Regions from separate parts of the Homo sapiens genome. Here region 2 is linked to region 1. Evidence: chromatin loops called from intact Hi-C (ENCODE). Cell type or tissue: prostate gland. All regions are shown on one strand. Each heading gives the region's core, and the rest is flanking DNA. Links, peaks and the distances in the headings are about the cores only. Region 1 overlaps TSPAN2 (tetraspanin 2). Region 2 overlaps SYCP1 (synaptonemal complex protein 1).

Region 1 (7,292 bases), core at 2,390-4,889:
CTCTGGAGCCCAGGAGTTTAAGACTAGCTTGGGCAACACAGGGAGACCTAGTCTCTACCGGGTGTGATGGCACACACCTGTGGTCCCAGCTACTCAGGAGGCTGAGGCAGGAGGATCACTTAAGACCAGGAGTTGGGAGGCTGCAGTGAGCCATGACTGTACCACTGCACTCCAACCTGGGCGACAGAGCAAAACCTTGTCTTGAAAAAAGAAAAAAGAAAAAAAATATTATCTTTGTTCCTGCCTTATATGGGAAGTGTGAAAAGAAATGACGTCATTGGTGTAAAGATGTTTTGGGAGTAAAAGTACTTAGTAATTGTAAGGGGTGACTATGATTGTTCTTTAAAAAAAAATATTTCACAGTGGGTGAGGCAGCTAAAAGGTTTCTATAGCCAGGGAAGTGCTGTTATCTACAAGGAAAACATTTATGTTTGAGATCAATAACTTAACCAAAATCCCTCTTGTGGCTTATTTTAACAAGCAACCTCTGTTTAAAACAAAAATCAAATAATTTCAATTAACTGCTATACATTCTATGTCAGTGTAGCCTGAGAGAAACAGAAAGGAAGAAGAGGGGCAGGAGGAGAGAAAGTGTTGATATTTCTCCACAGGGAGTCAGAAACAGCAGTTTTAATAGGCAGCCTCTCATCTCTCATTACTTATTGTGATATTTGGATTTTTAACTCTGGCCGTAGCCTCTGATCTCTTGCTATGTGAAATGTCTGACTTATTTCTTTGCCATTCATTCCTTCTCTTTCTCCTACTGTTGAGCACATTTCTGTCTTGTTTATCACTGAACTTAGTTTGATCAGAGCAAATCCATAGACCAGAACAGAAATCCATCCAGAAGGACACCCCTCACCTCATCTCCTCAAAGAAGCCTTTCCAGACCACAGAATCTCCAGTCACCCCCTTCCCCATGCCCAGGCCGCATCAGTGATGCTCCCTCTCCTGACCTTATTTTATATCTTTCTAGGTCTTTTGTGTTCGTCAAGTATTTACTAAGCACGTAGGTGCCAGGTGGTGTTCTAGGTGGTGGGATTTTTACATCACTACCTGAACTTATCTTATTCACTTTTTAACTTCTTTACACAGTTATCGTATATTCCTCTGTCCAATCCAAGGTCCGTGATAACAGAGACATTTGGATATTATCTTGTTCACCACTGAATAGTCAGCACCAAGGACAGTACCTGGTGCAGAATAAATGCCTAATAAACAATTGCTGAATGAATGAATGAATGAATGAACCACATGAAAGCGATTCAGCCATTACATAAGGAAACTAAGGTGCAAAATATATAAATTGAAAAGGTATTAAATTAATGAAATTAGTATTTTCTCTCCTCTACAGTTTTTTACCTGCCTCCTGGTGATATTTGCTGCTGAAGTAACCACTGGAGTATTTGCTTTTATAGGCAAGGGGGTAGTAAGTAAAATTACTTATAATGTTTTTCTATGATGGTTAAAAGTGTTAGAATATTGATACCCACAATAGTGTTAAGAAACCAAATAATCCCCATTATTATAGTTTAAACAGAACTTTTTAACTTAGAAGTGGTGTGCAGAACTGAGCATATATGTATATGAGTGTGCAGGCATATATACATGCTCACATTTTTCTGGGGAGATAGTTCATCTCTTCCATTAGACTTATGAAGTGGTCTATAATAAAACCAAAAAAAAAAGGATCTCTAATTTAAGATTCTTCCCCATTGTGAAATGGGGTAACAGTTAGAGTACAGACTTGAGAAAGAATCTAGATTCTCATCCCCTGTCAGACTGCCATTTGTCCTTAAGGATTGGCCTGGATGGGTCCATTTCATTCTCAAAGAGCAGAGCCTACACTGCTGTGGGCTAGTGAAGCCAGTTTATATTTGCTGCCCAACTCTAGGTGTCCAGAATAGGTTATCGGGGGGACACACAGAGGAAGTAGCCTTTCTTCCTCTGTAAAACACACTGTGGGATAGAAGAGAATGGAATGGAAAAGGAGGAAGAATGGAAACTTAAGTTTGGTGTATTTCACATTAACTCTTGTGTCATTAATATTATGTTTCTGAACTTATTTTAGACTATAAAACAGTAAACATGTAGAATAGTAAATGTCACCTCCTTTTGAATTTTTCTAAAGTAACTGGCTGTGTTCATAGGTTAGTTTAAATTCAGCTACATACAGAAGTAGAATGGAATCTTAGGACCTGTTGAGATATCTGTGGATTTGAAATCACAAGCTTTTATACTAGAAAAAGCATTCTCTAAGCTTTATATGATATCTGAATGTAGAAAGTTTTCCTTGGTGATGAATACCTTTTAAACCACGTCATAAAAAGATTTGAATGCTTTTAACCAATGGGGTAACAGGAATGTATAAGTCCGGATCCTAGCTATGCATCCAAATCATCTGGATGGAGCCCAGGAATCTGGGGCCCAGTTGATGCTGAAGCCCAGTTGGGCTTGGGAACTGTCAGAAATCTTTCTAGTCCATGAAAACTGTTCTGGTTAGTCTGTCCTTCCATCCTCAAAAGCATCTTAGAAACTCCAGAAACTATAATCTTCTCCATATGTTGCTGAATTATCCTAAAATACCTATGGAAAGGCAGTATTTTTTTTTATTTCTACAGGTTTTGTGGGGAACAGGTGGTGTTTGGTTACATGAGTAAGTTCTCTAGTGGGGATTTCTGAGATTTTGGTGCACCCATCACCCGAGCAGTGTACACTGTACCCAATGTGCAGTCTTTTATCCCTCACCTCACTCCTACCCTTTCCCCTGAGTCCCCAAAGTCCATTGTATCATTCTTATGAGAAAGGCAGTGTTTTTCAAAGGTGTGGAAGAGGAGATTTTCCTTGATGAAAGGAGAATGTTTGAAACTTCCCACCCAGAAGTCCTTCATTTTTCCTTGTATTTCTTCAGGCTATCCGACATGTTCAGACCATGTATGAAGAGGCTTACAATGATTACCTTAAAGACAGGGGAAAAGGCAATGGGACACTCATCACCTTCCACTCAACAGTGAGTAACTTCACTTCTTCCTTAAAATCACAGCTTCTAAAGATTATGTGTGAGCCAGGTTCTCACCAATCACCAGGATTAAAAATAAAAATAAATTCAGTAAAGCCAAGTAGCACCACCTATTTTAGCCCTTTTGAGGGCCACAGTTTGCATTATGTGTGGAACCCTAGAAGGGAAAGATGTCTATCACACAGAGTTCACAAGAGAGACAGAAGAGCATGAACCCAAAAGACACATGCCCCAAAGAGACAAAAGAGCACAAACAAGGTTACAGAGAAAGGAGCCCAGATAAATAGCAGGCTTTGTCAGAGGGTAGCATTGTGGTGTAACAGAAACAAGTGTGACCTGTAAGTCAGAAAAGCTAATTTCTAGCTGCAGCTCTACCATTCAACAGCCTTGTGACCTTGAGCAAGTTACTTGGCCTCCCTGATACCCACGCAGCTCCCTCATTTGTAGAATGAAGGGTCACAGGAGATGGCTACACTCCCTTCTGGAACATTCAGTGGGACTGTGCTGTCCGTGGAGTGCTCAGAGCTACATGCAGTTAATCACAGAAGGCTTACAGAGGAGATGGGCCAGGCCAGAGTTATTCTGATTTTTTAGACACTGTGATATGAAGAAGTAGCTGTGAATTCCTGGGCCAGGTGTTTTCAGGTACCTAGTTCTTGTCTAGGACAAGTATGTCTTGGAAAGTGGCCACCATTTATACATTTATACGGTTTCACCTCAGCTGCCGCCAGGACCTGAAGCAGCACACAGGTTCTTTTGTCTTAAAGGGCCAGCTAGCCTAAGCAGGACACCTGTTTGCTGGCCAATCTTCAAATCTGGTCTTTTGGACCCTGGAATTTCCTGCAGCCACTTCTCCCCTCTTCCCCAGACTATTCCCAGCTAATGAGTCCTTCTGCAGCTCATAAAACTTGAGCTCCTCAGCAGGTTAAATGACTCCCAGTCTGAAAGAAGGAATCTAAAGCCCCAACCCCTTTCTAAAAAGTAGCAATTTACACAGACACTGTCAATTAGCTTCTTGCCTTGTTTGGGTTGCCTTGAGTCACTTCCCATCATAAACTCAGATGGCTTTAGCGAAGTCATTTTCTTGTTTTGCCAGCATGATTATGTGATTCTTCACTCTCCTTCCAGAAATAGCAGTCTGGGTTGCAGTGACTGGGCCTCGGAGCTGCTTTGCCGCCTCGGCACCCCAGTCCTTAGCAGGGTGCCCAGACTTGTAGCTGCTACTCCTCCCGCCTGGTCCTGAAGTCTCTTTTCTGACTCTCTAGTTTCAGTGCTGTGGAAAAGAAAGCTCCGAACAGGTCCAACCTACATGCCCAAAGGAGCTTCTAGGACACAAGGTAAGCTTCTACCAAGGTTCTTACTCTACCTGTAGTATCATGCTGCTAGCTTAGGAAGCCATTGAAGGTAGAATCTCGGATGGGATCTGCATTTTACTGAATTTGCTCTAGTGGCAGCATAGAGGATTGATGGAAAATGAATAGCGTTGAGCTGAGAGACCCATTGGGAAGGCTGCTGTCCTTGTTGTTAGCAAGAGATGTTAAAGAGGGCCCTTTAGAAAGTGACAACTACAGGAGTGGTGACCAGAGAAGAGAGGAGAATCCATTACTGGGTTTTTGGCTTCACCACCTACATAGATGATGGTGTCATTTATGGAGCTGAGGGAGAGAGGAAAAGGAGCCAATTGTGGAGAAAAGAAAATGAGCTTTGTGTTTAACATGGTGATTTTGAGGAGCCAGTGGCACTTCCAAATGGAAATATCCAGTAGGCAGTTGGAAAATCTGGTTTGTGGCTCAGGAGAGAGGTCTGAGTGTCAGCACTTGATGGGAAACTTAAAGCTATAAATACGGATTTGATCCATTAGACTTGGAAGAAAAGAAGGATGAGGATAGATCCTTGGGGGACAATTTAAGGGTGGGCAAAAGAAGAGATGCCAAAGAAGGAAACTGGGAGGGGCGGCCAGACACAAGTGAGGAGACAGCACGGGAAGGGGAGGGAATGGTCACCAGGCCCAGGTGCTGCTGTTGAGGGCAATTCAGTATTGATCAGCTGCCTACCTTATGTTCGGCACTGTGGATGCAAAGGAGAAGGAGAAAAAGTTCCTACTCACAAGGAGCTTGCATTGCAGTCTGATAGGAGGGATGAACATGAAGTCCATACGGTCCAGTGATTAGGAATGCATGGAATGTGCAACGTGCTCGGAAAGCACAGAGGGAAACGCACTTAGGAGAGGCGAGAGGCTGGGGGATGGGGAAGGCTGACAGAGGTAATGATGTCTCAGCTAAATCTTCAAGAATGGAAAGTAATTATGCAAGCATTGGGCAGAAAGCGGGAGGGGGAGGCCTGCGTGCCGAGAGACCAGCGTAAGCAACAACACAGAGGCAGAAATGACATGGTTTGTGTGGGGAACTGAAAGCCTAAGAAGGTCTACTAATAACTGCTGAAAAGCTGGCAGGATTTAGCATGCAAGGAACCAACTGGTGACGTGCTGTGAGGGATGGATTGAGGACAGAGCCCAGGTTTCAGAGAGCGAGATGTGAGGAGAGAGAGCATCCTTTCAAGAAGTTTCGATTTGAGCCAAGGACACAGAAAGAAAGTTTACAAAAGTCAAAGTCCAAATTACCATTAAACATATAGAAAATATAGAAAATTAAAAGTAATATTTAAAATCAATAGCAAATTAAAATGAAGAGATGCTGTTGTTTAATCTATGAAATTGACCAAGTGTTTTTCCTTTCCCTTAACAATAATACACAGTTTTGGTAAACGTGATGTCGTGAGCATTTTCAGAGAAATTAGTAAATAGTTTTAAAGGTCAGTATGACTATGTAAGACTAGAGGATTAAGTATGTTTATGCCCTTCTATCCAGAAATTCCACTTCTCGGAGTTTATTCTAAGGAAAAGGAATCAGAAATGCAGACAGACGTTTTTGTGCAAATCATGCTCATTACATGTTATTCATAAGAACAAAACACTGGACAGACCCTTAATATGTGGCAATAGGGGATTGTTTGGATAAATTGTAGTATATTCATATGATGAAATGTTTTACCACCATTAAGAATCATGATTTCACCTGTAATCCTAGCACTTAGGGAGGCAGAGGCAGGCAGATTGCCTGAGCTCAGGAGTTTAAGACCACCCTGGGCAACATGGTGAAATCCCGTCTACTAAAAATACAAAAATTAGCCAGGCGTGGTGGCATGTGCCTGTGATCCCAGCTACTCAGAAAGCTGAGGCAGGAGAATCACTTGAACCTGGGAGGCAGAGGTTGCAGTGAGCCGAGATCGCGCCACTGCACTACAGCCTGGGTGAGAGAGCGAGACTCTGTCTCCAAAAAAAAAAATAATCATCATAATCATGATTTCAAAGAAATTTTTAGTGAAACAAGGCATTTTTAAAGTTGTAATATTAAGTTTAAAAAGCTCACTGTTGAATATAAAGAATGACCTAAGGGTGTAGGTGTGTTTGTGTGTGTAAGTATCACCAACAAATTTATTACCTTTTATGGTGAGAATACAGACATTTCTTTTTAAAAAAAAAAAAATCTCTTTTCCAGATTTCTACAAGAAGCATGTATTCCTTTTGTGACTAAAGCCAATATACCTTTTGTACATTTGTTTTTTACAAAAAGAAGCTGGCAATGAAGGGAAGGAGGGCCTAATGGCAGAACTAGAGGAGGACAGTCTCGAGTGTTGTTTTGTTTGTTTTGATTGAAGAACTGAGCATGGTGATAGGATAAGTAGAAATGTCAATGGATAAGGAGAGGCTGAATGTATAGGAAGGAAAAAAAGTAACTGGCAGTGCAGGCTTCCTGAGGAGCTGAAAGACCCAAAGCAGGATATGAAGTTAACTGTCTTTTATTATTATTTATTTATTTATTTATTTTGAGACAGAGTCTCACTCTGTTGCCCAGGCTGGAGTGTAGTGGCATGATCTCGGCTCACTGCAACCTCCACCTCCCAGGTTCAAGTGATCCTCCTGCCTCAGCCCCGCTAGTAGCTGGGATTACAGGTAGGTGCCACCATGCCCGGCTAATTTTTTTATTTTCAGTAGAGACGGGGTTTCACCATGTTGGCCAGGCTGGTCTCGATCTCCTGACCTTAGGTGATCCACGCATCTCGGCCTCCCAAGTGCTGGGATTACAGGCTTGAGCCACCGCGCCCAGCCATGAGGTTAACTTTCAACAGAGAAGGGCACCTCTTTGGCTCTGATCAGAGAAAAAGGAGTCAGGAGTGTGCTTGCTACCTACAGCAATGCCTGGCACTGAAGGAA
Region 2 (7,292 bases), core at 2,908-5,407, 79 kb after region 1:
TGAATAGTTGGGACAAACAAAAGACTAACCAAAAACCTTGAAAGAAAAGCTAGGAAATGAAATATCCATGGGGAAGCTTTGAAAAGCCTTGATATATTCCTGGAAATATAGAAGGCCACGCATATGTGTAGGGCTATCTATAGGCTCAGGAAGGTCCTGAAAAGGCCCTAAGTTTTCACCACTGGCTAATCTTGAGATTCTCTACAAGCAGGAATGGAAAGCTAAGGCAGAGTTGTCAACTACCTGGCTAAGTGTTGAAAGCATGCCCTTATACACATATAATAGAGACCTTTGACAAAGATTGGGAAATTTATTCATTCTAGGCATTTGAAGAAATTTGTGTCCAAACATTAGCTAAAAACTAAGCTAATCAAGGAGAACCTTTAGTGGCACTCACAACAAAAAATACAAACTTTACAGAATTAGTCTAGAAAAGTCACAAAACAAACAATAACTACAACAAGTAGCAACAACAAATCATGGGAATAGGAGAGAATCTGATTTCCAGAGTTGTTATATTTTTAAATGGCCAGTTTAAACAAAAAATATGAGACATGCAAAGAAAGAAGAAAGTATGGCCCAAATAGAAAAGTAAAAGAACAAACAACAGAAACTCTCCCTGAGGAAGCCTTGACATTGGACTTAACTAGACAAAGATTTAAAGTCAGCTATTTTAAATATGTTCAAAGAGCTAAAGAAAATTATGTCAAAGAAATGAAGAAAAGCATGAAAACAACATCTCACTAAATGGAATATCAATAAAAAGAAATAAATTATCAAAAGAACCAAATAGAAATTCTGGAATTAAAAAATACAATAGCTGAAATGAAAAATTTACTAGAAGGGCTCAATAGCAGATTTGGGCAAGCAGAAGAAGAATCCATGAGCCTGAATATAATTCAACTGATATGGAATAGAAAAAAAATGAAGAAAAACAAAGTCTCAGAGACTTGCAGACACCTTGCAGACACCATCAAACACAACTGGGAAACTGAGAAGGAAAAGGCGTAACATTTAAACTTAGTGGGATGGAGACAATTGAGATCCTTTTCAACTCCCAAGACAAGTGAGGCAGGAACTCCAAGAGCATCTTTATAAAGAATATTAGGAGTGCTTCCAAGAAAGAAAGACTGGCATCTCATTCCCTAGTTAGATATGAATGTAGGCAGCAAATTTGTTTGTCTTTGTATCTAGCTGAGGAGAGGAAAAGGAAACGAGAGAGAGGTAAGAGAGATCAAAAGTAAAGCATCTGCACTGCCATTTAGCATGGAAAAGTTGTATGAATTCCCCATGGATTAAGTGGCTATATGAAAGACAGTCAGAACTGAGCCACTTTGCTAGAGGCATCTGCTCCAAGATGACTGCCAAGGACTACAGATGCAAGATGATTGGGGTAAACAGCAAAGGGAAGTAGTAACTGTGGTGATGCTATAAAATGTCAAGTCAGAATCAGATTTCCTGTGTCAGGGCCTTAAACACTGATAAATAACTATTAAGTTATGAAATCTGCCCAAGATGACATTAAGTTGTGGACAGTGATCGAAAAAAATGAAACAATTTCATGTTGAAGGCCAGGCACAGTGGCTTACACCTATAATCCCAATACTTTGGGAGGCCAAGACAGGAGGATGAGTTAAGGCCAGGAGTTCAAGACCATCCTAGGCAACACAGCAAGACCTTGTCTTTACATTTCATGCTGATACCACAAAAAAAATTGAAACTTTCAAGAAACTAGTTATATATGTGTGCGTGATGCCAGATATATGGTGATAACAGAACTTTATTTATTTATTTAAAAAATTACTACTAACATGGAAAATTTAGACACAAACCTTTGGCAATGGTGTAGATAAAGTATTTTTGGCAGATGTCCACAGATAGTCTCTTTTATCTTTGGATATGCCATGATCAACTGATGTGAAATTTCGAGATACAGTTTGTGAAGGAACTGCTTTAGAATCCAATTTCCAATAAATTTCAGGTGTTTCCAATAAAAATGTTTGTGTTTTCTGCATTGAACAACAAGAATGAATAAAACCATCACTAAATGTCACATTAATTATTTATTTCTTTAATTAAAGTGCAGCAACTAGTAGAATTCACAACAAAATAAGCAAATTTATCCCTAAATTTATCACTGACTAGATAAGTTTGAATAAGTTACAGTTATCTTCTTTGTCACTTTACTTGTCCATTTAAGATGCAAATGTTATCTGCCCCTGCCTGTCTTCACAGAGCCTCTATGAAAACAAATAAGATATCCTGGAGGTCGTTATTCTTAGCAAACTAATGCAGGAACAGAAAGCCAAATACCACATGGACTCATTTATAAGTGGGAGCTAAATCATGAGAACACATGGACACATAGAGGGAGACAACAAAACACACTGGGGCCTATGGGAGCATGCAGGATGGGAGGAGGAAGAGGATCAGGAAAAATAACTAACGGGTATAGGTTTAATACCTGGGTGACAAAATAATCTGTACAACAAACCCCCATGACAGAAGTTTACCTATATAATAAATCTGTACATGTACCCCTGAACTTAAAATAAAAGTTAAATTTTTAAAAATGAAAACAAATAAGATATCTCAACTCTCTGACCAAAAGTTGAGGATTCTCTTTAAAAAATAAAAAAAAATCTTTACTCCTGGTGGCAAAAAGCCCTAATCTATGGTTCATTACAATAGCCTAAAAGTCAGAAGGAAATCTATTCTAACTTTCATTCGTTCTCTTTCATACATTGATACTTCTTCTTTTTCACCTATAAAAATATCAGCCTTTTCCTATCCACCAGCCTAACTTGCCTCCAAAAGCAAGGAGAATAATTATGAAAGTAAAGAATGAGAAAAATTTTCAGGGAAAAAAACTGAGAAAATGGCTATTTGCTTCAATTCTAAATAAATAAATTGCAAGTTTACTCTAAATACTTGACATTTTTTCAACTCAGTTTCCTCAGTTCTCTTTCACTCTACCTTTGTATACAGCTTCTTTTAGCACCTGACCTAACTTTCTAGTAAAAGCTAGTAATAGTTGCTTTAGTGGGATTCTACATGAAACTCATGCTCATCACTTTCTATTTTACAGTTTCTTTGGTCACCACCATCTCCACGAATACAATCGTGGCAATTATTCATAAGGAAATTGTAAGGAAATTGAGGCATGTTAATTTACTCAATTCCACAGCTAGTTAGCTGTGAAACTCAAATTCCCCTTTTTCTAGAATCGTGTTCTTTCAGTTCTCCTACTGCCTTTCATTGTAGAGCCCTCCTTTACAGGACCATGTTCTTCTGAGAACATCTCTCCTTTCTCTGAATTCTCTAGAGCACACACACACAAAAAGGGAATACAAGGACAAAATTTGAAAGCATGGTGGCTGAACTTTCAGTGCGTTTAAATTAGAGTATAGGATAAAGAGGCAACTACATGTACTATAAAAAAATCATTGAACTAGGAGCCAGGTACATCATATGGTCTTTTCTCCTAGATCTTTCCTATCTTTCCGGATTATTTAAGTAAATCTTCAAGTATCTCCAAGCTTAAATTTATTCATCTATAAATCAAGAGGCTAAATGAGATGGCTTATATCTTTCCTGCGTAATTCTAGTGATCTGTCATTTCATAATCCTTTTTCTAGCAAGTATGAATTTTTTCAGAATTGCATTTCTGTATCCTTTTCCCTACATATTTATACATCATAGTTGATGACAAAATTTTGATGAGAGCAATTTTTTTACTGCTCTCTGGATTCATCAGGGGTAAACTTTGGAACCGCCAAAATGTAACTGCTTTAATGGACAAATTGTTCCTCCCTACAGGTAGGAGAATGACAATTTAAGGTCACTGCACCACCTTGTGGCCATATCTGGAATTTGACATTTCGCTGGTAGCCTAAAGAAAATTCTCATGTGACAATACTGAACTATCCCTTTCCAGAAAATTCACAATTTTCTCTGTTGTATTTTTCAAACAAACATTTATAAGGCATGTGCTATGTCCCAAGCACTATTTTAAATGTTTTACAAATACCATCTCATTTAATCCTCATAACAACTTTAGGAAATAGGTATTATTATTATCCCTTTATAGATGAGAAAATTGAAACACGAAGAAGTTAAGTAACTTGTCCAAACTCAGAAACGTTTGGTAAATTTAACAAGCCTTATGTTTCAGTAGTGTTGGAATAAAGCACAGCAAAAAAAAAAAAAGCCTAGTTAAATTTCTTCATTCATCATTTTTCTCATTTTCCAACATATATATGGTTCATTTTCCAACATATATATCTAGACTCTCAGATAAAATATATGGCATTTGCTAATCTACTTGATAATGGAAACATATAGAATTGTACATGAATCAAAATATCTCTATAAGAATATGTGATACATACTTTCATAATATGAAGACATTCTAAATTTAAAAAAGAATATTGGAGATTAACCAATTTGCTTATATTCATTAGATACTTCCTTAAGTCTATATCTAACCATTCTGCATAATTTTATTATGATTATAATTTCTTCAGATATAATGTTTTCAAGTGTCTAGCACAGTGTCTGGAACATACAAAGCACTCAGTATTCACTCACAGGTTCAGTGCATCTTTCCTTTATTCTCTTTTAACTCAAGTGTAATAAAATATAATGAACTGTTCTCAAACTACTCTGAGTGTCATTTCCTTCCAGTTTAACTATAATCAGAGCAACCTCTGTGGGAACTTAGGAGATTATATCACTATATGTAAAGAAAATTCTTAATCATTTTAACCAAAAATTTGCTAAATCAAAATTCTTCTGCAATGATCCTATATTATCAAATAGGTTAGAAGCTGAGGGGTATTCTTCTTCTCTATGACTGATGTTTCCTTCCATATGTAGGGAGTACCACTAGGGTAACATTCCAAACCTCTTCCTGATTCCTTAGGGGAGAAAAAATTACTTAATGTGATTGGTGAATTTAAAGAAAAGGAGAAGCTGGACACATACAGCTCAGCCTCTTCCTTATTACTCCCCTTGAGAACTATTAGAATTACACATAAATTCTGCTCTTCTCCTTTATACCCTAAGTTTTACAAGAGCAGATGATCAAGTGGGTAGACCTATGCTAGTCAAGCTCTACTTGTGGCAGAAGATAAATTTGTCTAATTTGGGATTTCAAGATTAAGAGATCCTATTGCCTTCAAATATAAACTGCATTCTCCAGTATTTAAAATATTGATACTTTTTAATAAAGTCTTCAATAATAAAAATATTATTTTTATTCTCCCTTGTCTTTCTCAATTGGTTCAGAATATAAGTGAGGAAAACAGGATGTCATTTATTAAGCCCCCTCAAAACCCAAAATTAGACATAATCTAAATAAACTTTAGAATTGTTTATGAAAATATTTTGCCTCTAACATTAAAAAATTCTTAAGAGAGAAACACAGAGGTACCTAATTAAATTAAAACTATAATAAGAATTGTAGAGAAAGACTGAAACCTTCTTTTTTTCTTCTTTTTTGTTTCTGCATTAGACTGAAACCTTCTCCAAATCTCCAAATGACAAAATTTTGAAATTTTTAGCTAAAATGCTTTTGAATTAATAAATAGCAAGAAACAATTTAGAAAATGAAATTGTATGATATATGTAAAATGTTATTTTCCTACTTATAAACAAAAAATCATTTCTAAGTAGAAGTTAGAAAATGAATTGGTATTTTAAAACTATGAGAATTATATGCTCTTACCTTGTCTTTTTTTTCTTTAAGAGTAGCTGTGTTTTCTTTTGCCTCTCTTTTGAGTTTTTCCTATTAAAAATAAATATCAAGTACAAGTAACATAAACATCACAATGATCACAAATGAATATTATCAAAATCTTTCCTAGTAAGTATTAACAAAGAAAGATGACGAACCTCTCAATCTTATAAAGTAATAAAAAGAAAAAAAAGAAAAGTTAGTTCCTTTCTACAGAGGTATTATTTGGTTTTGATTATCTCTTCCTTTATTCTAATCAGTCTCTAGTGTATATCTGTGGACTTTTGAATAAGTCTCTTAAAACTCTGAATCTCAGCTTTCTTATTTGTAAAATAAAGCTAATGGAACAAATTACAGAATGAGAGATACGCACAAGTAACTAAGCTGTGAAAAGTTGCAAAAAGATCTAAAATATTGTGAGCCTTTACAGGCAGAATTAGATTTTTCTATGCATGTTGAGAAAAGGTGCAGTTCAGTTAGACTTTGGGTATGTGTATAGTCAAGATAAAAATGGAAAGGAGAGCTGTGGTCAGAATGGAAAGAGTGATATGCTAATATCATTAGATAGAATTTATTCAGTAAGATAAAAGAAAAGCCTGGCCTACATAAATGAATATGTAGGGTGCCTGTAATATGACAACCATCTGAAGCACAAAATTTTTACAACTCCAGGGAGTATTAGAGGTCTTAGAAAGTAAAAATCTCCAAGTGTGCAGAATTTTAGGCAGTAAAACTCGCCCATGATGTCTATGCCAGTATCTATCCTCACTGAATACCTTGCATACACCATGTTATCTCTCCCATAGCATTGCTCCTAATCACAGAACTCACTTCACTATGAAAGAAGCTGGCTGTAAACTGATGCAATAGTATTTACTGTTCTTATTATGTATCCTATAACCTACCAATGGTTGATCTTCAGTTATAGTGACAATTGGAGTCTACTCTAAGGGGCTGGAATGCTGTCTTTTAGGACAAAGCACATTTTCTAAACCAGCAATATCGTAATGACTCTCAGAATATGTATCTTGGCTTCTAGAGGACAGACGGGAGAAACCATCGCCTACAACTGCACTGTCTCTGCAATTCTGACTTTTCCTCGTCTGGAGATCTTGGTAAAGTCTCTTCTAATATAATATATGTTTCCAAGGTATGAAACAGCTCATACAAGAATGCGTATCTTTAGTGGTAGCTAAATAATCATCAGTTCCCTTAAACCAAAGAGATGGCCAGACCACTAAGGTTCCTATTTAATCTGAATAAGTAAGATATTCCTATAATACGGCCTGGCAAACAGAGAGTTGACTTGATCACCAGAGTAGAGAATGACAACCTTGTAACCAAATTTTGGATCTAAATAAACGTATCAGCCTATAGCCTTTTGAATAAAAAGGAAGCCTGGTACTCTAGTGGAAAAGTTCTGAAATAATATCACAAATACATACTGCATCCTTCCTACTATCTTGTGCACCAAGGATTAAAATATTAAGACATGGGTAATTGCACATCAACTAACATTAATTATTGGGAATCTATAATGCCACTATTTTTTCAC

The links. A loop is a pair of places that touch in the nucleus more often than their neighbours do. Peaks named below come from ENCODE experiments on the same cell type or tissue, not always from the same donor. Only the 100,000 strongest peaks of a DNase experiment are listed, where the experiment ranks them.
Region 2: a loop joins it to region 1, with 4 times the contacts of the local background. A loop is called at or near these places in 63 of 110 quality-filtered maps.

Annotation. Positions count from the first base shown.
Region 1 is chr1:115,054,601-115,061,892 of GRCh38, reverse strand. It overlaps TSPAN2 (tetraspanin 2), which reads left to right. Exons shown (of 8, transcript NM_005725.6): 4 at 1,355-1,429; 5 at 2,912-3,010; 6 at 4,285-4,356. Among named protein-coding and RNA genes, the nearest start is that of TSHB, 28 kb to the right of the region's middle. In prostate gland, for the core only: no CTCF peak of the experiment used is centred there; a DNase peak (open chromatin) is centred at 3,696.
Region 2 is chr1:114,976,053-114,983,344 of GRCh38, reverse strand. It overlaps SYCP1 (synaptonemal complex protein 1), which reads right to left. Exons shown (of 32, transcript NM_003176.4): 28 at 5,729-5,788; 29 at 1,833-2,009. Among named protein-coding and RNA genes, the nearest start is that of TSHB, 50 kb to the left of the region's middle. In prostate gland, for the core only: a CTCF peak has its summit at 3,847 (motif pointing left); a DNase peak (open chromatin) is centred at 3,844.